Linked DNA regions of Mus musculus: regions 2, 3, 4, 5 and 6 are each linked to region 1. The links are chromatin loops, found by intact Hi-C in ENCODE. Cell type or tissue: heart. All regions are shown on one strand. Region 1 holds the start of Abt1 (activator of basal transcription 1). Region 2 overlaps H2bc6 (H2B clustered histone 6). Region 3 holds the start of n-TRtcg1 (a tRNA gene). Region 4 holds the start of Zfp322a (zinc finger protein 322A). Region 5 holds the start of H4c1 (H4 clustered histone 1). Region 6 holds the start of H2ac11 (H2A clustered histone 11).

The links. Peaks named below come from ENCODE experiments on the same cell type or tissue, not always from the same donor. Only the 100,000 strongest peaks of a DNase experiment are listed, where the experiment ranks them.
Region 2: it touches region 1 in a loop (10-fold over the local background); 24 of 42 quality-filtered maps call a loop at or near these places.
Region 3: a loop joins it to region 1, with 6 times the contacts of the local background. A loop is called at or near these places in 37 of 42 quality-filtered maps.
Region 4: a loop joins it to region 1, with 4 times the contacts of the local background. A loop is called at or near these places in 4 of 42 quality-filtered maps.
Region 5: it touches region 1 in a loop (6-fold over the local background); 6 of 42 quality-filtered maps call a loop at or near these places.
Region 6: a loop joins it to region 1, with 2.3 times the contacts of the local background. A loop is called at or near these places in 14 of 42 quality-filtered maps.

Annotation. Positions count from the first base shown.
Region 1 is chr13:23,422,775-23,426,774 of GRCm38, forward strand. It overlaps Abt1 (activator of basal transcription 1), which reads right to left and starts at 1,092. Exons shown (of 3, transcript NM_013924.3): 1 at 812-1,092. The coding sequence starts at 1,058. n-TYgta3 (a tRNA gene) reads right to left here and starts at 2,960; the gene lies at 2,872-2,960. n-TYgta4 (a tRNA gene) reads left to right here and starts at 3,731; the gene lies at 3,731-3,818. In heart, no CTCF peak of the experiment used is centred here; DNase peaks (open chromatin) are centred at 1,137 and 1,907; H3K4me3 peaks cover 4,000 bases; H3K27ac peaks cover 1,516 bases.
Region 2 is chr13:23,595,830-23,599,829 of GRCm38, forward strand. The region is part of intron 1 of H2bc6 (H2B clustered histone 6); the gene reads right to left. It overlaps Gm33387 (a long non-coding RNA gene), which reads left to right. Exons shown (of 3, transcript XR_873173.2): 2 at 2,202-2,294. Among named protein-coding and RNA genes, the nearest start is that of Gm33387, 6.5 kb to the left of the region's middle. In heart, a CTCF peak has its summit at 2,372 (motif pointing left); a DNase peak (open chromatin) is centred at 2,342.
Region 3 is chr13:23,523,293-23,527,292 of GRCm38, forward strand. It overlaps Gm11335 (predicted gene 11335), which reads right to left. Exons shown (of 2, transcript NR_167693.1): 2 at 3,082-4,000. It overlaps n-TRtcg1 (a tRNA gene), which reads right to left and starts at 3,236; the gene lies at 3,164-3,236. In heart, a CTCF peak has its summit at 1,530 (motif pointing left); DNase peaks (open chromatin) are centred at 1,549 and 3,269; H3K4me3 peaks cover 2,085 bases; H3K27ac peaks cover 795 bases.
Region 4 is chr13:23,367,021-23,371,020 of GRCm38, forward strand. It overlaps Zfp322a (zinc finger protein 322A), which reads right to left and starts at 2,188. Exons shown (of 5, transcript NM_001111107.2): 1 at 2,115-2,188; 2 at 1,100-1,185. All of the region lies in intron 3 of 4930586N03Rik (RIKEN cDNA 4930586N03 gene), which reads left to right. In heart, no CTCF peak of the experiment used is centred here; a DNase peak (open chromatin) is centred at 2,281; H3K4me3 peaks cover 2,910 bases; H3K27ac peaks cover 2,196 bases.
Region 5 is chr13:23,759,523-23,763,522 of GRCm38, forward strand. It overlaps H4c1 (H4 clustered histone 1), which reads right to left and starts at 1,727. Exons shown (of 1, transcript NM_178192.2): 1 at 1,273-1,727. The coding sequence starts at 1,635. The coding sequence ends at 1,324. It overlaps H3c1 (H3 clustered histone 1), which reads right to left and starts at 2,864. Exons shown (of 1, transcript NM_013550.5): 1 at 2,363-2,864. The coding sequence starts at 2,831. The coding sequence ends at 2,421. In heart, no CTCF peak of the experiment used is centred here; DNase peaks (open chromatin) are centred at 1,839, 2,509 and 2,819; H3K4me3 peaks cover 3,331 bases; H3K27ac peaks cover 3,791 bases.
Region 6 is chr13:22,041,906-22,045,905 of GRCm38, forward strand. H2ac11 (H2A clustered histone 11) reads right to left here and starts at 1,044. Exons shown (of 1, transcript NM_178186.3): 1 at 573-1,044. The coding sequence starts at 1,022. The coding sequence ends at 630. It overlaps H2bc11 (H2B clustered histone 11), which reads left to right and starts at 1,293. Exons shown (of 1, transcript NM_178198.3): 1 at 1,293-1,753. The coding sequence starts at 1,325. The coding sequence ends at 1,705. In heart, a CTCF peak has its summit at 2,422 (motif pointing left); a DNase peak (open chromatin) is centred at 1,126; H3K4me3 peaks cover 2,370 bases; H3K27ac peaks cover 2,052 bases.

The DNA.
Region 1 (4,000 bases):
TTTACAGGGATTGATGAAACACGGCTGTCTGTAAGGGGCAGCTCCTCCTTTCCTTAATTCATGCCTCCCTTCAAATGACAACTTCTTGAACATTAGAACAGCACCAAGAACAACACCAGTCCCCACCTCCATTTCCAAGTTGTGCATGTCAAGAGGTGGAAGAGAGCCAGGCATGGTAGTGCACGCCTTTAATCCCAGCACTTGGGAGGCAGCAGCAGGCGGATCTCTGAGTTCGAGGCCAGCCTGGTCTACAGAGTGAGTTCCAGGACAGCCAGAGCTACAAAGAAACCCTGTCTCGAAAAACAAACAAACAAACAAACAAACAAAGGTGAAGAGGCTGAAGGAGGCTAATCATACAGTTTCAGGGACTATTTGAAAATTGAGAGGGCTGGAGAGATGGCTCAGTGGTTAAGAGTACTGACTGCTCTTTCAGAGGTCCTGAGTTCAATTCCCAACAACCACATGGTGGCTCACAACCATCTGTAATGGGATCTGATGCCCTCTTCTGGTGTGTCTGAAGACAGCTACAAAAAGTAGTAAGTAAATAAAATTTTAAGAAATAGAAAGAAGAGAAGATCGTGGGTCTCTTTCAGGCCTTATTAAACCACTCTCTCTATCCACTCACCCTCTCCATTTCCCTTCCCCGCCCCTGCCTGCCACCTAAAGGACGTGAGTACTACACACTTAGCAGCTAGGAAGGGGCCACAGCCTTCCAAGAGCCAGCACCCCACGCCTCATTCGTGTACAGCCAAGAAAATGAGTCGCGCCCGGCTGCCCGCATCGTCACCTCTCCTTTCGACGCAGGGCTTACCCTCGGCCTGGAAGAAAACGCGTCCCACCTCGCCGTAGGCGCTGAGCAGGTTGCGTACGTGAAGGGGCCGGAATCGCGGCGGGACGTGGCCCAGGTACACAATCCCCGGAACTACCTTCTTCTTCTTCTTGCTGCTGCTGCTGCAGGCCGTGTCCTCGGGCTCCTCCTGATCCTCCGCCGCCTCTGCATTCGCCTCTTCCTCCATCGCAGCCTTTTGCTGCTCCACCAACTCTCCCGCTTTCACCATGGCAAGATCTGGGGAGCACGACAGCCGTGAATCTGTCGCCATCTGATGACGCACATCCTGCGAGCCAATCTGCGGTCGGGGCCAAGAAATGACGTAAATCCTGGGTGCGGAGGGGCGGGGCAGAGACAGACTGGGCGGGGCGGGAGGGGCGAGGCCAACAGACTGGACTGAGGAGAAGGGTTGGGAGCCGCAGGACCTGGGTCCCGGTAAAATACTTCCGTCGCGCGCAGCCCTCATCTGAGGCAAGCTCTCACGGAATATTTTTATTTTTTTTACAAATGTGCATGAATGATTTTTGCCTCCATGCATCAAGAGCGTACCCTGGTGCCTCTCGTGGGATTTTTACAGAACAGAGTGTTGAAAGAGTGTGTTGTAGAGACCAAAACAGCATTTTCTTCCAGGTCTGTGGTGCGAATGTGGTTGAAAGGTTAACACACATTTTAAAAAGTTTTATGAAGTTCAACTTGTAAACTTCAGTCTGAGCCTTGAAGTTTTAATTATTTGAAGTTTCAACATATTATTTGAATTTTTATTTTATTATTTGAATTATATGAAGTTTTAACATTTTAAAATTAAAGTTTTTGAAGCAGCTTATAAATTTGCACGCATTCTTTTGGGATTTTAATTGGAGTTGCGGTTTTAAAATTTTAAACGCGCCTTTAGTAATTTTACATTTCACCTTGTGAATACTTAAATCTGTAACTGTTTGAGTAAAAAGCTGAGTACTATTGTGTTCGAATCTGTGCAAGTTGATGAGCGAAAGGTCCGGGTTGCAGGTCTCAGCCTCGGACCAGCCGCCAGGGGGCGCGGTCCGCACATCAGCAGGCCGCCTCGCTTTTGGGACCTACACGCCAGGGCCAACGCAGAGGCGGGCCACAGCAGCTGATGACGCTCGAGCGATGATGCCTCTGCTAGAAATGATGTACTAACCTCCCCTCCTGCTTAACGGACGGACGGAGAGCAGGATGATCCTGAGGACTCAAGTTGTCCCTCGTCAAGGCCCTACATAATATTTTATCCTTCATCATCACGATGACATATAGAAGACAGGGCAACTGTGTCCACAGACTCTGGGCGTTATTTGTAAAGCTGAGGTGCTTCTGAGGACCTAATAACTAAACCTGACTTTGGGGACTTGCATTGAAGAGAACTTGCTGTTGGTTACCTCTGCTCCTTTTATGAAAAGTGAATATGGAGAGAAAAGACCCCTACTTTTAACTTTTAACTGACTACTTCACCAACAATGATGACACTTGAGAGCGTCTTATAGTTACTTCAAAACATTGAGAACTGGGGGAGGGGCACATGTAAAGAAGACACAAGAGTGTGGTGGCTAAGTGGCTTTCTGTACTTTGCACGTGCTTGAAATTATTGTTAATGAAATATTTGTACACATTAAATGCCAAATAAATGCCAAGTAAACTGGAAGTCGGGGCAATCCTGTAATCCTCAGCTCTTGGGAGATGGAGAAGAAAGGAAGTTCCAGACCAACCTGGGCTACAAGAGACCCTTTTAAATTTTAATTTATATATTAAAATTATGTATATATATGAGCATAGAGAGGATCGTGAAGAATCATTGAGTCGTCAATGAGTGAACATGCGAAATAGTCGTGCCAGGTATCTTTTCATCGTTACGCCTTCCCATGATCCAGTCTCGATTTCGTAAAATCTAAGTGCTCCCACCTTAAGTGTACCTGAAGTTTATTTTTACCTCAAATCCTACAACTGCGTGTTTCAAGTGACATTGGTACACTGGAAACCCTTAAAAGCCCTAGGATTCTCAGTATGGTGATATCTTTTCAAAAGATCGTTCCTTCGAGCCGGATTCGAACCAGCGACCTAAGGATCACTATTCTAGTAACTCTACAGTCCTCCGCTCTACCAACTGAGCTATCGAAGGAAGACGCCCAGCTACCCTTTAGGATATGTAAAATAGTTGGCTGACTTATTCTGATTCATTTTGAAATACAAGGAAATGTTTGGTAGGCACTAGGATATTCTAAAACTAAGTTAGCTAGTGATCCCTCAACAGTTGTTTAAGAACAGGTTTGAGTTGAGTGCTTTTAATGTATAAGTGTTTTACATAGATTTCCAAAAACTGCTCCTAAGAATGTTCACGAGCCCTTCCAGGCAGGGCTCACCTCCCTCTGTTGCACTTCCCTGCTGTGCTGTCCAGTCTCAGCACCTCCTTTATTAAAAGTGAGTGAAAATGTCAGTGGTAACATAGACAAACTACCATCCTGAGGCAGAGCTATTGCCCACTTCAAGGAAACTTGTGATTCTCCTTTTTGAACAAGGAAAACCCCGGGGTAAACACAAATGCATGAGACACAAAACTTAAGAGGCCTTTGACAAGTAGGACAGGAGTAGTCCATACTATTTTCCACAATTGTAGTGGAGCAAATAAATGAAACATGTCACACACACACACAAAATCAAGCAAAAATGTTAACTTTTTCATTTTAAGTGTGCTGTCATGCTCGGCCAGCAAATACCTATGGTGCCATTCAGTTTCCTGATCCTAAGACAAAAAAAATGAATCTGTTATGAAAAACAAGAAGCCATCCAGGGATATTTTCATGGAATATGTGAGTTATGAAAAGTTTGAATATTATGAATTATGACATGTATAAAAATGTTTCTTGCAAATGCTAAAAGACTCAGCGTCTTCCTTCGATAGCTCAGTTGGTAGAGCGGAGGACTGTAGACTACTAATGTGGTGATCCTTAGGTCGCTGGTTCGAATCCGGCTCGAAGGAATGATCTTTTGAAACGGTCTCACTATGGTGGGAATATTAGGACTTTCAGAGAATGCAGTGAACCAATGTCACTTGAAATACTCAATTGTAGGATTTAGGGTAAAATAAACAAAGCTCAGGTGCTGTACACACTATTTTTCCACAGCTCTTGGAAGATGGAGAAGAAAGGAAGGTGCTGCATT
Region 2 (4,000 bases), 170 kb after region 1:
TGGAAAGACTGAAGTTCAATGACGCTTGTTCTGTTTAGAATGAATACACCTACTGAGTGTGTAACCACCCTAAGCACGTAGAGATTAATAAGAAAAAAACTTGTAATGATTGCTCATGACTTCTCTGAACAGAAATCCTTGACGGTTTATATAGGTTTATGGCCCCAGGTTACACTTTGATCAATTACCATGTTTCATAGAGTAAAATCCCAAGGTTTGGTCTTTGAACACGTAGGGACCTTCGCAGTATAAAACATTGTTACAGTTTTCTAGAGACAGAGTAGGGCAGCCTTTCCCACACAGCTGCCAACCAGGGTTTTCCTGCCTGCCTAGCAGAATGCTCTTTCTGATAAGAGGTACAGGGCTTGATTAGCACCTGTCAGCAGGGTTGCCCTCTCCAAACTGACTGGCAGAGGGGCCTGCTCTGTAGAGAAGTTTTACTTTTGCACAACTTAATGTCTTCTAAGCAAGTTTATTGGTAAACCTGTAACATCAGTTTCTTCCGTTTCCTCTTCCAGATACTCTGTCTCGTTCCCCATACTTCCCACCAAGAGCAGAAATGGTCCTAAGGTACCCCATGTTGGAAAGCGCAACAGAATATAGCCTGGCAGAACAGTAGATCAAAGAACATTTTAGCTGGAAGCCAGGCTAGTCTCATAGAGATACTCAAGGTGGGAACATACACAGGCTCAGACGGAGAGGAGGTGAGATTCCAAGGGCCTGCATGAAGAAGAATTTTTAACTAAAATTGAGTAAGAAGCACTTTGTAAATTAATCTGTAAGACAGGTCAGGTTATTATTTACAAGGGAAAGAATAAGAATTTAGTCTGTGTTTGGCTCAGGAAACAAAGCAAAATGTCCATTTAAATCAGAAACTCCACAAGATACAAACAAAACCCAGAAAAACAACAACAAAACCCAAAAACAAACAAACAAATAAACAAACAAACAAACCAAAACCATTTTAAGACATTTAGGATGTCTTTACTTGCTGTTGTTTTTCAGGGTCACCTCACATCACGGTCAGTATTGTCAGGTGGAGCAAGTAATATCTCATTAAAAACATGCTAGGCCTAATGTGTATAAATGACTATGAAACACACTTGGTATTGCGTTAGTGTAGTGCAGAGTTAGTGGAAATTATCAGTGATTTATAGTGATGTGTGTTGTTCGTGCACAGACTGCAGAGTTCCCGATCCAATCGGAATTGCTTGTTTCCTGTTGAAGTCCCCATTGCCTGCTGATGCAATGTAGTGTCTTACTAGACCACAAGATGCTAGTTTGAAGAGTACATCGGAGCAGGTCCTTGTGCTACATATGCTTTAGTTCCAGCTCTTTGGGAGGTAGTGGCAGAAGGATGAGGGCTTCAAAGCTGTTTTGGCTACATAGCGAGTTCTAGGCCAGCATGGGCTACAGGAAATGAAAAATGAAAGCAAACCCAAAGGTCAACCAAGCATCCAATCAAAACAATTGGCTAGAATGCTTGCAAGCATGACTACTGTTCTGATAAAGTTTGCCCTGTGAAATCTACCCCCACATTCACAACTTTTTTTCCCCCCACCTCACTAAGTAAAACTTAAATATCACATTGACTTAAAGATACGTTCCAAGGTTTTCCTTTATGGGTGAGAACTCAGAGAAGGAAGGTTTACGTTTGCCTTTGCCTTCTAAAAATGAATCAGATCTGGAGTATGTATATGTTGTGTATTAAAATAAGGGACCTATATGCACATTAATTATATATTACAATAATTATCTAAATGTATGTAATATAAGTCTATCAGCCTGAAAACAACTCATGCATTGACATAAACAACACCTGGTTAGTGTTTACAGGAGAATGGCACACAGCTATCTTAGCACCAGACAGAAGATGAAGGCTCAACATGTTAATGATAGAAAGGGACACGATAAGGATTTTAATTTACAGAGAGGAAGACCAGATACTCTGAAAATCTTCACCCGCACAACCCATCCTTGCCTGCTTAAAAAACAATAAACAATTATATATAACAACAGAAATCCTTGAAATGCCACAGAACAACATAGACTTAAGACCTAAACAGGGTAATGAACATAAAGGCTAGGAACTTCTGGGTAAATGTCACCAAGAGATTTGAGATTTAAGAGTTCATTTTTGACTGCTGGAGGAAAGAGTTTCGGATTGTTGTTATTGTTTTGTTTTTGTTTTTGTTTTTCAGAACGAAGATGCCTACACTCAGATCAAGGGTAAATTCAGAGTCTGTTTGTCTATACAACTGGCAGAGGACAGAGGAAGAAGCTGGATCCAAACGGTACAGTGGAGTTTCAAGGGCCCTGGCATTAAAATTATGCAGCCTCGCAGCGCCACCTAGTGGTTTCCAAAGGCAAATCGCTTTTTCTTTTAGGCTATCAACTATGTTTTTAAGTTCAGTTGGCAACCTTTGATTATTATCATTGTTGTTGTTGTTGTTAATTGTTTAGGTGTAGGCAAGTCGTCTATTGAACTACTGTTTATCGTGTGCCTCTTACGTGACAGACTCATCCTCAAGGACTCTGGTTGTTGAAATATAAGGTTAAAAATAAATTTCATGATGTCAAAGTGAAAAACAGACAGCTTGGAGCATCCCTTGGTCATCAACAGAAATTTCTGCACACTTCCGCAGACAAGCAAAGAATTTCAGAGATTGAAATTCTCAGAAGCCATAAACTAATGACTTATTGTGGTTTGAGTAAATACAAACGGGCAATTTGAACAGGAGCAAGCAGAAGTGATCCAGCAATAACGTGCAACATGCGCCTAACCATGACGCCGCAGGAGACTGGCAGGGTTTGTAAAAGGACAGTTTCAGAGGCTGGCAAGACGGCTCTGCAAGCAAAGGCATTTGCTGCCAAGCTCTCCTCCTTGATTGATTTCCATCTCTGGGATCCACACGGTATTAGGATTCACAAATAATTTATTATCTTGGATAAATGCAGAAGAAAAATGAAAGAAGGAGGAGGAGGAGGCGGAAGAGGAGAAAAGGAAGAAAATTTAAAAAGGCAAAAAGGGGTTGGGGGATAAAAGCTTCATCAAGGTTGTGAGAAAAAAATGTGGAGTTGCAAATCACATTGGCTGGGATGCATATTAGGCCTTCCAAAGTCCCCTGGGTCCTCCTGTTTTCCTTACCTTCTTCCAAAATGTTTGTTCCAGAGCCAGCCCACATCAAAGGGGCAAGGCCACTCCAGAAACCCTTGCCCAGCTTTCTATCTGCCTTCTAATGGGCCTTCACTCTGTCACATGCATGCATACACAAAATAAAACAAAATATGCCAAAAAAGTGATTTTATACTTTCTGTTGTGGGCTAACCTTTCAACATATTACCCTTAGAAATTACTGTAACAGGTAATGAACTGCATCTAAGATTAGAAAAGATTTAAATACAACAGACAAGCTAAGATACAGAGTGTCAAGGTTTGTATATGCTTGGCCCAGGGAGTGGCACTATTAGAAGGTATGGCCTTGTTGGAGTAGGTGTGCCACTGTGGGTGTGGGCTTTAAGACCCTCATTTTAGCTGCCTGGAAGCCAATATTCTGATAGCTTTCAGATGAAGATGTAGAACTCACAGCTCCTCTTGCACCATGCCTGCCTGTTTGCCACCATGTTCCCACCTTGATGATAATGGACTGAACCTCTGAAACTATAAGCCAGCCCCAATTAAATGTTGTCCTTATAAGAGGTACCTTGGTCATGGTATCTGTTCACAGCAGTAAAACCCTAAGACACAGAGAATAATGTTTTGAAGTACACACAGCATAACTTGAATAATTTGATATTGGCTTCAGAAAAAAATAGCACGATAGTAAAGAATTAGCATCATATACACTGTACTTTTCTTACAATCTAATTAAAGAGCAACACCAGCAGAGACATATAAAGCATACAGTATAGCAAAGAAGCCAGAGTAAAGTGAAACAAGGGAGAAAATTTTTATTTTATTAGTTAATTTATTTTCTAGTTGTCCTAGTCAGGGTTTTAC
Region 3 (4,000 bases), 100 kb after region 1:
AAAGGATATATAATGTCAAGGCTGGCTTGCAACTCAAGGTGGTCCTCCTGCCTCAGCCTCCCAAATGCTGGGATGACAAGTGTTAGCCACCAGACCAGGCTTTAAGTTTCTGATGTAAATTGTCAATGATATTCTGGGAAAACACATCTAATTTACATTCCTTCCAAGAGTGAAATTCATTGTGGGGCAGGTTAATGCCAAACTATTTATTATACTCATTTCTATTTTTAAAAGTAATTTAGGATCTGGGCATTTTTCTCCAAGGTAAGCCATTTACCCATCACTAAATGAAACCCTGGGCTTGATCCCCAGCAATAACAAAAGAAAGAAACAAAGAAACAATTATTCAAACATGGCTAGTTGTGTATATTGCATGATACATGCTAACACCATAAGCACTCGGCAGTGTCCACTATAACAACAGGAAGTGATGTGTTCCTGCTCCGTCTCAGTGGTGGATCTTCAGTGCTGGAACTAAATCTAGTATAAAGCACCAGATATTCAATCTGCAATTGAAAGACTAATGGGTGCTGTGGTTATCAGAGCTATATTCAGTTCTTTCACTGAGAAGAATCCAAGTACAAACACATAGAGTTATAGCAAGCATATCTCTCTCTCTCTCCCTCTCTCTCTCTCTCTCTCTCTCTCTCTCTCTCTATATATATATATATATATATATACGTCAAGATTTCCCTTTAGCTAATTGCATGAAGAAACTATTAACCACAGCTTCCTCCAGATTCTTACAGCCTAACACTGCAGAAACTTTTTAACAAAAGATTAACCTGCCTGCCTTTTTCCCTCCAGCTGTATCCAACAAGTCCATTCATTTCCTGGTTGCTCTTTGTGCATCTCACCAGCGTGCACAACCGGTGACGTCCCGCCTTTTCTGTATGCATGTCCATCGTTTCTCCTTCCTATAGTAGATCCAGTTGGGGCAACCTCTACAATGAGCAGGTCATTGCAATGTGCATATATTTACTGACTGTAGGAATGTATAATGCAGCACTGCTTATAACTGTAATGTAATAAGGGTTTGGTCACATGCATTATGGTAAATAAAAGACTATTAGACCATTAACATTTATAACACAGAAAGGTACAAGTGTGTGTTGTACGAATAGAAAACCACAGTGAAAAGGCTGGTAAAGCCAGTAAGTGAATATTTATTTTTTCCCCGTTTATATTTAAAAGACATCGAATATTGTCTTTTAGTTCTCTATTTCTCCCAAGTAAATGAAAGTATAGTAATGTTAAACAAATAGTAAATTGGAAAAGATTGCTACAGTTGTGCCTTGCAAAGCGTGTGTTCAAATGTTTAACCCACCTGCTCTTGATCTGGTTTAGTGGTGGATCAGAGGCAAGTGTTATATGGAAGATAGATGACCCATTTGTTTCAAATTTGAGAGCAACTTGCTTACCTGAGCAAGACCCTGAATCTGGGGTTTGGTTCCCAGAACTGCCAAGGGAAAAAAACTGGTCAAAATTGTTGATTATGGATAAGGATTTGGTGTCTCTCTGGCGCCCTCATGTGGCTGGCCTGAAGCACTCCTTGGCTATGTGAAACTGTGAGATTGATGCCCAGGGCCCACAAGTCTGGCATTTTGGAAGCTAGGGACGACCTTGGTAGATATTCACGTGCAAGTTTCTGTGAGCAGCAGTTTCCAAGTTTTTTTGCGTAGACACCAAGGCATGTGGTTGAAGGATCCTATGGTATGGGAGATGGAACCCGGTCCCTGTCTGACCTTTTACTGAACATTTCACTTGATCTAATTATTTTCCTCTTAGCAATAAAACAACGGCCAACAGAAACATGTCCTCAGTTAGGCAAAACGGAATTTAGTGGTTTAGTACAACGGAGGTAAAATGTAATGTGAATCAGTTGGTTCAGAAACTATTCTTGGATAGCCTGGTCATTTTTATCTAGCTGAAACAATAATGTAAGACTATAGCTATATGTGGGAAAGTAGTGGTCATCATATGGAGTCAGGGTGGGATGGGATGGATGGGTCTGTGTTTAGGACATTTAGCTATTTGTTAGTGCTACTATTTTACAATTGATGGCTTGTTTGCGGTTCCTTCGTCCCTCTCCTCTCCTCTCCTCTCCTCTCCTCTCCTCTCCTCTCCTCTCCTCTCCTCTCCTCTCCTCTCCTCTCCTCTCCTCTCTTCTCCTCTCCTCACATCCTCTCGTTTCCTTCCCTCCCACCTTTCTTTTTACTGCCTTCCCTTCTTCCTCTTTTTCCTTCTTCCCTTACCTCCCCCACTCATTCACTTTCCATGTATCTCCAAAGAGCTTCAGAGCGTGTGTGTTTCTGAACCCCCGCCTTAAAGTAACACGTTTCACATATTTATCAAAGGGTGTAAATACCATATTTTCTGAATTGGGGACAACTTTCTAGCGTCTAGTGACCACTGAACACTCAGGGTATCCGAGATTGTTCTGCTTTCAGTTTTCCTCTGTGTTGTTTTCTGGATGGGGCATGCCTTTTCTTTCTGTACAACAGGAAGAGAAGAAAAGAGGGAACACTTTGGTTCAGGCACGTCTTTATTTTCTTGTATCAAAATCCCATTTCTGCTAGGTGTGATGCGGCAGGCCTGAGTGAGTGCATGACACAGTCAGGAGGCCACCCTTTACTACTTGCAACCCTATCTCAAAGCACAACAAAAATGCAGGGGTTGTGGATTATTCAGCCCATCAAAACTGAGGCCCAGAGGCCCAGTCTAAACCTGGGAGAACCTGACAGTTCAAGATACCGAAAGGCCTCATTTCAGTTGATTCTTGTCTTTCTCGAACTCAGTTCTTCGCAGTGTTTCTCAACCTGGGGGTCGCGACCCCCGCATTGGGACTCGTATAGCAAATATCTTGCATATCAGGATATTTACGTTAAGATTTATAACAGTAGGAAAATTACAGTTATGAAGTAGTAACGAAATAATTTTATAGCTGGGGATCACTGCAATATGAAGAACTGTATTAAAGGGTCGCAATATTAGGAAGGTTGAGGACTACTGCTTTAAGGTGTCGAAAATGGTCTCCCCTTTCCCTTTGACTGAAGCAAGCAAGAATTTCGGAAAACCCAGAAAATGAGGGAGTCTTTTTTTATTTTTTGATCGGACGTTATAATTTAACTTATAGAAATCAGAGAAAAAAAGAAAAGTTAAGTAACCACGAAGGGATTCGAACCCTCAATCTTCTGATCCGAAGTCAGACGCCTTATCCGTTAGGCCACGTGGTCACAGAGGCAGCTCTTGTCCAGAAGACTTAGGAAGTGAAAGGAACCGTCTGCTGGGCTCTGCACATTATAAAAGACAATGCGGTCCTCGCTAGGAGATCCTACGGATTATTTGAGACCACATGGTCAGATTTAGAAAAGCTGGAACCGAGTTATTTCGGTACTGCAATTCACGGCTAAGCAAGCAGTTTGCATAGACTGAGAACTGCTTCCTTATTAATGCTCATCATTCACAAACTCATTTATTACAGACCCTACGGCGTGACAAAGCCACCCTCCCATGTTCTCCTACTTTCGTTGATTCTTATAACTTGATGCCACAGCACTTTTCAATATACATACTGTTCATTTCAAAAAGGAAACAGTACGTTTGGAAGGGGGGTGTGGGGGTCCTCTGGCTTCTTGACAGAATCAAGGTCCTTAATTGCTATGTGTAAATTAGCTTTCATTAAGAAGTGAAAAGACCCAGAGTTAGGAATATGAATACTTTTGACTATTATCATGTTTTACACTTAATTTATGAATACAAATGGTATTATAATAATTTTAAAGAAGAAACATTCATGAACTCATGATGCTTTCATGATTACTAACAAGCAATTACTAGGGCTCAGAAAGGGGCCTTTCACATAGCCTTTCTTTCCTGTCAGTAGAATAACATCTGGAAAATAGGAAGAATGAAATAGAAACATGAATTCTTTACACACGTTTGTTCTGGAATTCCACAATCATCTACCAGGTGAGCTTTGTTCTCACAGACACATTCT
Region 4 (4,000 bases), 56 kb before region 1:
TCAAAATATGTTGTTTTTCTACTTTAGGTAGAAAATCCTCTACTTTAGGTAGAGGAACCACTGTTCCTCAATGTAGCTTTCTCCATTATCCGATTTAAGTAGCCTGAAACTTACTACCTAAAAAAGCAACACACCTTCATGGCCCTTCACACCACCTTACAGCATCACTATCCAACATTAAGAGATGTACTTTATGTACGTTCCCTTGTCTGTCTCTCCTACTAGAGCATAACATCTACTATGGTTAGGGTTTTGTCTTTTGGTTACTGCAATATCTGTAACATTTAGAATGCATCTGTTAAACAATTAAAAAAACAACAAGTAGCCAAGTCTCAGACTGAAAAAGGAGTATCATTATCCTTGGGTCTCCAATGTGCATCTGGCAAACACAAACCCATCCTCCAAATCCTTACTCCAGGCTACTGTCTCTAACATGCTTCCTTTACCCCTCCTAGGAAGGGAGGACTTCTGGTTTTTGTTTTGTTTTGTTTTTTTCACGAGCAACACCAGACTCCATTTCATAAGCGAAGAGCAGACAAAAGTTCAAATAGACAGGCTAAGCAACAAAACTTCAGAGCTCAAGATTCTTTTCGGTTAAAGGATATATGGGATGATCAAACAGTAAGTATTTAACGTATTGTCTTAAAAACCATACTTGCTGTACAGCCTCAGACCAGGGGTTGCCTCAATTTTCATTGATTACATGGATTATGGACATTTAATCCTCCCAAGAACACTGTAAAATCAAATATTACCACCATCTTACTGATAGAAAACCTGTTGCTATGACAGTTACCTAATTACACAAGAACTCACAGGCAGTTAAGTAACAGAGCCAGGTTTAAATATCCATCCTAGAGCCTGTCTGAGCATTGGGCACACTGCCTTCTTTGTATGGTAAATCAAAAGAAGGACAATTGTTGCAAATCTGCTGTGTATGCCTGTTAGAAAAATAGGTGTACTGAAAGGTTATCAAAGGGCCACTATGTTAGTCACCAGAAAGACCCTTTTCCTTTTCCCAAGTATGTTTTACCTTCTTTCTTGTCCCATCCCTACTCCAAAATTCACATTTATATAGAAACAGATGTATGCCACTTACCTTAACAAGAACCCAACGATTTATTTTTTTCAGATCCACAAGGTCTCTAATCCAGAAGTACTCATAATATTTAATTCTTCCCTCTCCTAGAGGAAAAAAGCAGCAATGTTGAATGAGCATGACTGCAAAGCTTACATTTTTCCTTTTAACAGTAGGCCATTTAAATAATGTCCCATGCACTCTCCAATCCTGACATCATCCTTCAGCAAAATTTTGCTCATTCTAATGTTTCCGTTCCTCCTTCAAGAAGCCGTTTCTTTCTGACCTGCTCTACACAAAATAACAAGAATTCTTCTAGCTGAGAGATTTTTAAGTTCAGAACAAAGCCCTGGGCCTTGTTTTTCTTGCTGTTAAGACGGGGAGAGTCTCACGTAGCTTAGGCTAGCTTCAAAATCGCTAGGCAGCTTAAACTGGCTTTTAATTCCCTATCCTCCTACCTCTACCTCAAACGCTCAGGTGACTGATAGGCGCATTATTATTTCAACTTCTGAGATCAAGGATTCATTCCTCGTGCACTAAAACCTGTAGGAATACGATTCATGAATGCAATGTTACACAGGACCAAGGCTGCTAAAAATAAATGACTATGGAATGCTTTGAGCAAACAGATTCTGCAGATTCCGGGGAACTCAACTAATCTCCGCCCTTAAGGCTGGGGGAGGGTCCCCCCAGTGCCCATGGTTGTCTAGACATTCAGGAAGGCTCCAGACTGCATTCGAGCCTGGCTCCATTACTACCTCCAGGACAGTCTCACAGGTTTCTCCTCCCAACTTTTCGTTGACAGCGACAAGAAGGGCGCCGCGCCTGGCCCGGACCCCTCTCACGGCCAAGGACCTCGAGGACCCGCTGAACGCTTACTCCGCCGCCCAGGGCGGCACTTCCGGTGACTGGACCCTCAAGCCGGAGCTTCCGGGGCCGAGCACTCGGCGATGGCCGATTCGGTCCCACGGTCTCCTAGGGAAGGAGAGTGGGCCGAGATGCTGAGAGGTCGGCAAGCCAACCGCCGGATACCAACCTGGAGAAGCGGTCCCCGCACACCACAAGGCCAAGACAAACCGCTCTCACCAGCAAGGACAGGGAGGCGTAGCCACGCCCCGAGGCACGTAACTACCCCTCATAGGGCTGCACCGGGATTCCGGGCCAATAAGCACCGGACCTCCCGAAATGGGCGGAACCTGAGCGCGCCTGCGCCCTGGCTCTTTCGCGTCCGACAACTACCTTTTCAGCTCCTGGAATTTGGGACTGCAGCAGCTCCGGTACCCACTGAATTGAAACCGTGCCCTGCGCCCGGTACTGCGGCTCTGAACTTCTGTTTTCTTTCTCCACGGCTGTTCAAATCAAGAGTTAGGAGTAGTGTCTCAAGGATAGATGCAGCGGACTCGGTTTTAAATACCTTGAAAAGCCGGAGAAGTGGAGAATTACAAAGGCTCTTTGGTGCTGTCACTCATGCCAGCAAACTATGAGAAGCTTTGAATAGGCAGCGGCGGCGTGGCCTTATTGCTGGAGAAAGCTGCGGGGAAACCGTGTTGAAAGGATTTCTGTCCTTTCTGATTGCGATTCTAGGCTGAAGACAGATTCAGAAAAAAAAACAAAAAACAAAAAAGAACAGTCAATATTTTCCCTACTTGAAAAAAAAAATGTATGTAGGCTGGCGAGATGGCTTCTGTCGAGAGTGAGGAGCAAAGAGTGCTTCTTGCTAAATAAAACCTCGCGACCTGAATTTGATCTCTGAGACCAATGTCAAAAGCGGAAAGAGAGAACTAACCGTAAAAGTTGTCTTCTGACAGGCATACACAATAATAAGTATATAATACACACACACACACACACACACACACACACACACATATATATATACTATACACATACACACATGTATATAACAAAAACCCTCACATGGGAAGTGAGTACTAGAATTCTCTGGTCTGGAGAAGAACTTGGATTGGCTGTTAAATTCTAGAGTTAGGGTCTGAGGATGGCAATTATGTATTCTGAATTCACTAATTCCTGTTTTCAGAATTTGCAGAATTTCTGCAGCTTATTTTAAATTAAAATTTTAAGACAAAAAATCCCACCAGTGTCATTCAAATATTTAAGTTTTTTTTCTTAGACTTATTTTCTATGTATGGGTGTTTTATCAGCATATATGTGCACGTGGTGTGTGCGCGCGCACTCTAGGAGGATGTCAGATCCCCTGGAACTGGAATAATGCATGGTTTATGAGCTACCATGTGAGTGCTGGCTGGAAAATGAACCAGGGTCATCAGCAAGAGCAAGTGGTCTTAAATGCTGAGCCATCTCTCTAGCCCTAATTTTAATATTTAAATAACTTTTTATTAACTGTTTTTAGTGTAAGATGTACCAAACACAATTCGAATCACACTATAGAATGAGCTGTGTATGGCTATATTAGGAAGAAATGTACACATGTTATTGCAGGAGAGTATGTGTTTATGCCATCCCCTTCAGCTATAAGAGTGTTGAGACAATGGACTCAAAGGATTGGAATTGTGATAGGAGTCTTCTGCTGAGAACAAGGAAAGGACTAGGGCCTTGGCCAGTGGGAGAGTTAGGGCAGGATTTCACACAGTCCTGACTGTGATGAGTGGGGCTACTTATGATTGTAGCTACCAGGACTCCTTACTTATGCACATCTCATGACCTTTAAAATATTCTGAACGTCGTGTTAGTGGTTGAACCCCTTTACTTACTCCTCTTCCTAGTGTGACCATATTGAGTAAACCGCTTTCACTGCTTTGTCTTGCTTGTCTTTTTGACAAATTGAAGACAGGTAGCTGAGCCTAGCTTGGTAGAGCTACCAAGGTCCATGCATAGACTCTTAACAGCCACTGTAAACCGGAAGATTAACTTGCCGACTTATACATTTAATAACGGGAAGCT
Region 5 (4,000 bases), 340 kb after region 1:
CGATCCAAGATCTGCATCTACATGACATTTACTGCTCATGAGAATCCATTGTTTTCTGCTGGCCTCAGGGAGCGGCTGGCACATTACCTAATAGCAAAGAAATACCTCCCAAAGGAATTTAGAGGAGGGATAAAATGATCAATCACCATCAAGAGAGATCACATTTTCTTGTTCTTCTGTCTGCTCTCCTCCTGAAACTTTCCAGGATGTATTATCCATGAATTATATGCATTAGTTTAAGATGAAGCTATGCTGAATAGTTCATTTTTCTACCAGAAATTCACGGTTGGAAAACAGGAATTCCCAAATCAAGGAGAGATACTTAGACCTAGCTAATAGCGACAGGATGAGGTTCAAAACTCTCCTTTTTAAATGATGACTAAAATAAAGACAATCGAAAGAAAAAATACATAGACAACAAAACCACAAGAAGATGAAGATGGAGGAGGAAGGCAAAAAAGTGCCAGCAAGCTGGGTGTGGTGGTAAACAGTAATGCTAGAACTTGGGTGAAGGATCAAGTTGTCTAGGCCATTCATTGCAGGAAAAGTTATTTTCCTATTTTCAGTCACAAAGTGAGCTCACATCCCCTTCACCTGTGCTCTCAAACTGTCACTGCTTCACCCCAAAATTGTAGCAGCTTTCCTCAATCTGCCTACACTGGCCAATCACATTAACAAAAATCAGACTACAGGAAGCTATTCCAAGAACACCCCTGCCTTTACCAACCTTGGCCACGGGGTGAAGCTGTAAAGGGGGTCATGAAATGGAAGCTACTATACTTACACGGCATTAGAGTTCTCAAATACAATGCCATTTATCTTAGTTGTGTAATCACCATGTTAAGACATGAATCCGCTGGGACTCTGCCTGTTCTGAGAAAGAGAAACAAAACAAAACAAAAAACAATTTTTGCCATTGCATTGTTGGCAAAAAGGCCACATCTCAGGGCAAATGGTTGAGAATTATGAGGAATGTTTAGTTCTGCCTTACATGGACTTTACTTGAACCCCGCCCGGACTTACAGACGTTTTTAATGTGGTTAGATGAGAACCATGCTTAACTGCTTTCCTATCCCTCACTCAGGCTTTCCTCAAGGAACAGAGTTTAGCTGCGCACACTTAATAAGGCAGTATTTCTTTTCCAAGAAAATGGTGCAAACTTGACCTTACAATTCTCCAAAGGCACTCAAGGTTTATTTACTCAATTTCTCTATATTCTGAGATGCCCAAGCTGTTAGGTGGTTCAGTATTACAGCGCTTTTTCAGGGAATGTGGGCGGCCCTGAGAAGGGCCTTTGGTTAGAAAATACAAATTAAAAAAGTCTTAGCCGCCGAATCCGTAGAGGGTGCGGCCCTGGCGCTTGAGCGCGTAGACCACGTCCATGGCGGTGACGGTCTTGCGCTTGGCGTGCTCCGTGTAGGTGACGGCGTCGCGGATCACGTTCTCCAGGAACACCTTCAGCACACCGCGGGTCTCCTCGTAGATGAGGCCGGAGATGCGCTTCACTCCCCCGCGCCGGGCCAGGCGGCGGATGGCGGGCTTGGTGATGCCCTGGATGTTATCGCGGAGAACCTTACGGTGGCGCTTAGCGCCGCCTTTGCCCAGGCCTTTTCCTCCCTTGCCGCGACCCGACATGTCTTAGGAAGAATGGAAAATGGAGTCAGAGCTGAGAGTCGGTCCTTTATATAGCTGCTTGGCCTTGATCTCCCACCCCCAACAGAATCACACAAACGAAAACCCGCCCGCCGGACGGTGACGTCATAAACCCCGCCAATAAGACCTGGCGGGAAAGAACCGAAAGCGCCCGGGCGGGAAAGTGACGTCACAAATCCCTCCCATCAACCATGCCCCGAAAGCGCGCCGGCGGGAAAATGACATCACAAACCCCGCCCCTCAGCCAAGACCCGAAAGCGCGCCGGCGGGAAAGCGACATCACTGATCCCTCCTCTCAGCCATGCCGGGAAAGACGCAAAAGCCCGCCGGCGGGAAAGTGACTTCACAAATTCCGCCCCTCAGTCACGACCAGAAAGCGCGCCGGCGGGAAAGTGATGTCACATATCTCGCCCATCAGCCCCGCCCCGAAAGCCGGACGGCGGGAAAAGTGACATCACAGACCCCTCTCTGGATCGGAGCCCTATAAGGACCGAAAGCCTGCGAGTAGGTCACGTCAGAGATCCGACCTGTACACTTTACGCATATTCCACGGGTAAAACCAGACAATCAGTTGACCTATTTTGTACTTGATATCAACTTTGGGCTGTTATAAACTCAAGTTTTGGGGAATATCCACCGTTATAGACACTAGGGAATATATAGGTTCGTTTAAGGATGGAGTAAATTACAGCCATTTTACTTGAAATCGTGTGTGGCTCTGAAAAGAGCCTTTGGTTAATTCCGTAGAACTGTACGGAACTGTACAATTACGCCCTCTCCCCGCGGATGCGGCGGGCCAGTTGGATGTCCTTGGGCATGATGGTGACACGCTTGGCGTGGATGGCGCACAGGTTGGTGTCCTCAAACAGACCCACAAGGTAGGCCTCACAGGCCTCCTGCAGAGCCATGACGGCCGAGCTCTGGAAGCGCAGGTCGGTCTTGAAGTCCTGCGCGATCTCGCGCACCAGGCGCTGGAACGGCAGCTTGCGGATCAGCAGCTCGGTCGACTTCTGGTAGCGCCGGATCTCGCGCAGCGCCACGGTGCCGGGACGGTAGCGGTGAGGCTTCTTCACGCCGCCGGTGGCCGGGGCGCTCTTGCGGGCGGCTTTGGTGGCTAGCTGCTTGCGCGGGGCCTTGCCGCCGGTGGACTTGCGAGCGGTCTGCTTAGTACGAGCCATAGCAAAAACTAGAAAGCAAGCTGGTGAGCACTTGGAGATGGTGAGTTCAGAACTACTATTTATAGTATGCAAAGGATAGTGATTGGATGAAAATACTGGTTATCTGTGACGTTTAAGACTCTGATTGGTTTATGTTTAAGAACTGCAGTTGAGGCTAAGGTAGTCTGCCGCGGTACTTATTTTTGTATGTGTGTGTTTTAAAGTAAATGGAATAAAATTCCAGTGACTGTTATCTTCTACAGCACATCTGCTTCCAAACACATTGCAGCTTGGACTTAGTGGCATTGAAGAATAGAGAACAATCTTGTTATCTTCATTATTGAAATGTAACAATGTGACTTCTACATTGAAGGAGAGTAGGCCAGATTCTACCTTTTGATTGGTTTACTGCCTTTCGTAAATAGCCACTAAAACAGCAGATTTAGAACTCTTCATTTGCGTGGAAAGTCTCCATTTTGTTGCAACCCACACTGTAAAGAAATGGAGAGAAACATGGGAGTAAAAGTACAGACGTCTGACTCGGGTTATTCTGAGCATTTCTTCATTAAATGGCTGTACTTGTATGGATGCTTTGAGTTCTTGCATTTGGAGCTTGAATTTTCAAAATACTTTCACGCATTTTTGGCCAGATATCACTGATACGTTCGAAAACAATTTTTTAACTATAAACTATAGAAATCGTCATACCATGTTAGGATTGCACTTTTAAATTCTTTAAAAAAAAAAATGGGCAAGACTTTCCCAGAGCTATTGTGTACTTGCATATCCTGGGAAAAGTCGTGTCCTGCCTTTTCTCTTTTTATTTGAGCCACTACTGGCTCACAATATGAAATCACTGTCGCAAGCTGACACTCCTTAAAAGAACACTAAGCCTCTTGCATAACTAAAATATAAAGTAACGATACATTGCTCCCATTACTGCCAAGAATCAATACTGAAACCCGCAGAGAAGGCCCACAAGCTGGCTTTCTGGGTTTTAATTGACTAATTTACAGCCACCTTTCACTAGTTGAGCTCCTTTTTGATAGGCATCTACCACTTTCTGATGATAAAACAGGAGAGTACAAGGAGAATCTGCTGTGGTTGAAATTCCACCTCAAGCAGCCAGCCGGAGAAGTTTTGAGGCCGCCTCCTCTACCTGCAAAAACACGAAGCTAGGTCGGTGGAAT
Region 6 (4,000 bases), 1.4 Mb before region 1:
TTAAGTCACACAGGTCCAGAAATAATTCTAGCACAGGAAAACTAAACAAAATTATGTATTTAAGGTAACAAAAGATTATAAATGCTGGAGGAACTCCAGTTAGAAGTCTCAAAGAAACCAGATTTTACAGTGTATTTACCTGAGGTTTACAATGTTAAAACTACACGGGAGGTAGAGGATGGCTCTACAGGACACAAGGGAAAAGTGACTCTACTTGCTGAGATGCACACTATACAAACCCTCTCCTTTAAGAAACCTAAGGCCTAATCCTACTTAGTGACTTAATATTGAGTCTCTAGGGACAGCCCGCCCAAACCAGTGCCAAAGATGTGGTGGCCTAGTTTTCCTTGTGCACTGACTTTATGAATATAGACGCTGGCTCATTAACTATAGACGGCCACAAAATGTTTTCATTCTAATTCCATTCCATTCCATTCAGTGCAAAAACAAGTTACTAATGACAAACTGGAATTTAGCCTAACTTGCTAAAAAGGAAACCTACGGCGCTATGCCCGTGAGTCTGTTCAATTCCTTTCCAGAAAGCTAAGTGCTAAGCCCTTGTTAGGAAAGGTTAGGTGGCTCTGAAAAGAGCCTTTGTTGGCGATCAACAGTGCTTTGTATAAAGGGTTTTATTTCCCCTTGGCCTTGTGGTGGCTCTCGGTCTTCTTGGGCAGCAGCACGGCCTGGATGTTGGGCAGGACGCCGCCCTGCGCGATGGTCACGCGGCCCAGCAGCTTGTTGAGCTCCTCGTCGTTGCGGATGGCCAGCTGCAGGTGGCGCGGGATGATGCGCGTCTTCTTGTTGTCGCGGGCCGCGTTGCCCGCCAGCTCCAGGATCTCGGCCGTCAGGTACTCCAGCACGGCCGCCAGGTAGACCGGGGCGCCGGCGCCCACGCGCTCCGAGTAGTTGCCCTTGCGGAGCAGCCGGTGCACGCGGCCCACGGGGAACTGCAGGCCGGCCCGGGAGGAGCGGGTCTTGGCCTTGGCGCGAGCCTTGCCGCCCTGTTTGCCGCGTCCAGACATTGTAAAGATTAAACAGCCTTAGTGACAACTGTACGTTCCCAAAGAGCAAGAGCTTGGTCCTTATAGTTTTCTCTGGGCGCGAAAAGGAACGTTCGGGATTGGCTGCGTTCTTTTCATCTAGACCAATGGAAAGCGATTATAGCAACAAGTATTTTGATTGGGCCAAAGCCTATATGACGTCATCAAACCAATCACCCAATCATCATTTTGCTTTCCTAAGCTTTATTTGAATAAGGCCTCTTTAAAAGGGAAGAGCCGATCAGCTTCTGTGGTATAGCTCTACGTAGAGGTCCTGCTTCACTATGCCTGAGCCTGCGAAGTCCGCTCCCGCCCCGAAGAAGGGCTCCAAGAAGGCCGTCACCAAGGCCCAGAAGAAGGACGGCAAGAAGCGCAAGCGCAGCCGCAAGGAGAGCTACTCGGTGTACGTCTACAAGGTGCTGAAGCAAGTGCACCCCGACACCGGTATCTCCTCCAAGGCCATGGGCATCATGAACTCGTTCGTGAACGACATCTTCGAGCGCATCGCGAGCGAGGCGTCCCGCCTGGCGCATTACAACAAGCGCTCGACCATCACGTCCCGGGAGATCCAGACGGCCGTGCGCCTGCTGCTGCCCGGGGAGCTGGCCAAGCACGCGGTGTCGGAGGGCACCAAGGCCGTCACCAAGTACACCAGCTCCAAGTGAGCGCTCCAGGCTGACACCAAATCCAAAGGCTCTTTTCAGAGCCACGCACAATTTTTAAAGAGAGCTGCTGCATGTCTACTGCTAACTTATGTTTTTGGCGTTTGACCACAGCCAGGTTGGTATCTGAATACTGGTATACAGGGTAGTTACTTTGCATTACAGTAATTTTTTTTTTTGTCCTTTAATTTTAGTTGGTAGTTGTTACCCCTAGACCATTAAACATAGTACTCTATTCCTGAGAAGGATATGCCTGTACTATCCATAAACTGAACAGGAAGCTCAATGAATTTTCAGATGCTATTAGGATTTCATATAACTCAACTGAGTGTCTTTAGACTCCTAATTCAGTAAGCCATTAGTAACGACTATAGGAAGTGGATGGTAATTGCTGAAGAATGTAATGGATACTTGGATACCACATTTTTTCATCAGTTATACTTCAATTTGTCTCCCCGAGCCAAACCTACCCCTTTAAAGTGGAATAGATCCAGTCTCAGTAATGAACAGCTTCTCTTTTTGTCAATAAGCACATTTCTAAATAATCTAAATAACTGCTCAATGTTCTAGGTTAAGTCCAGCAGTGTAGTCTCAAATCTTGTAGCTCAGTGTCTGGGTATCACAAAAAGGAGAGCTAAAAGGAACTGTTGGCTCCAGGGAAGAGTTGTCAGATTTTTCCATTTAGTTGAAGATTAGTTGAAAAGATATGTCTCCATCTTGTGGCCATTTAGGATAACACAGTTTGGATTAGCTAGAGTCTAACTGCATATGTCAGAGTCTTCCCAGCAGACTCCAATGTCTCTTGTCCTTTACTTACTTGGTGATGGAATATATGTCATTTAGGGTTTTCAACTTCTATACTAAACTCTAGTCAGACTTCCAGGTTAGGCACAACCTTGGTTAAAAAAAGACTTGAACAAACAATGACTCTGAGTTCAAGGCCCTATCCCCAGGATAACCCTAACACCTTCAAATGACATCTTGGGGAAACTCAACCAAAGGTGGAGTCAGTCTCTCAACCTGTCTATCTGTGAGTTTAGGGCTCCTTTCTTTCAGGTGGACAACTTAGGCATGTACCCATGTACAACCTGTAAAGACAAGCATCAGGGCTCTTCTTAGCCTGCTTTATGGATTCAAATGACTGCGGTTAAAGCTGTTTCTAATGTGGTTCTGCCTGTTGCTTTTCTCATTAGCTTCTTGGAAGGAACCCCTTTCTATTTATGAGTAATGTGACCAAAATACGCTAGTAGTTTATTAGTACACTAATTACCTGATCTTGGAAGGGACCCTACAGCATGGCTGCTGCATCTTCTTTGAAGAAAAGCCCGATTCTTCTCTTTGAGAGGAAGGACGGACAGTGGTTCCTGTGTTTGGGATCACTGTGGGGCGGACACATAGTTATTCTCTTTTATAATTGGGGCCTTCACTCTGTCTGGAAGGACTTCTGAGTCCTGACAACAGAAACTCATCTTAAGAACAATGTCTTCTTTGACATCTTGTCATCTATGCGCCCCACTGATATCACAGTTTTTATCCCAAGATCTGGGATTTGGCATACTGTTCTTTCCTTGTTCATTTGCTCACTGGCTCAACTTACCCACTCTTTCCATTAGAAGTTAGATACCTTGGGAGTTGGATTTGGTGGATGGCATATTTTGAAATGGAGTTAGAACATTTTGATCACTTAAGTTCTCTAGGTTCTAGAGGTGTCTGGCACTGTGTATTTGTGCTAGCTAGTTTTATGTTAACTTAGCAGAAGCTAGAGTCAACGGAGAGGAGGGAGCCTCCAATGAGAATATACTTCCATAAGACTGGGCTGTAGGCAAGCCTGTAGGACATTTTCTTAACCAGTGACTGATGTGGGAGGACTGAGCTCATTTGTGGGTGGGGCTACCACTCCGCTGGAGGTCCTGGGGTCTATAAGAAAGCAGGCTGAGCAAACCACAGGAAGTAAGCCAGTCCATGGCCTCTGCAACAGCTCCTGCCTCCAGGATCCTGCCCTGTTTGATTTTCTCTCCTGAGTTCCTTCAATGATGTGAGAGTGTAAGCCAAATAAAACTTTTCCTCCACAATTTGCTTTATCATAGCAATAATAACCCCCAACTAAGGCAATAGAATCTGGATAAGTTAGTGAAGTACCAAGAATTGTGACTTGAAGACACCCGGTGAGAAGGTAGGTGGTACATGGGGATCTCTTGGACTCCCCACGACTCATTGTGTTGATTCTCTCACTTTTACTTCCACAGTGGCAGCCAGCTATGAAGTGCTGAGTCCAGGGCAGAAGCAACAGAGATGAGT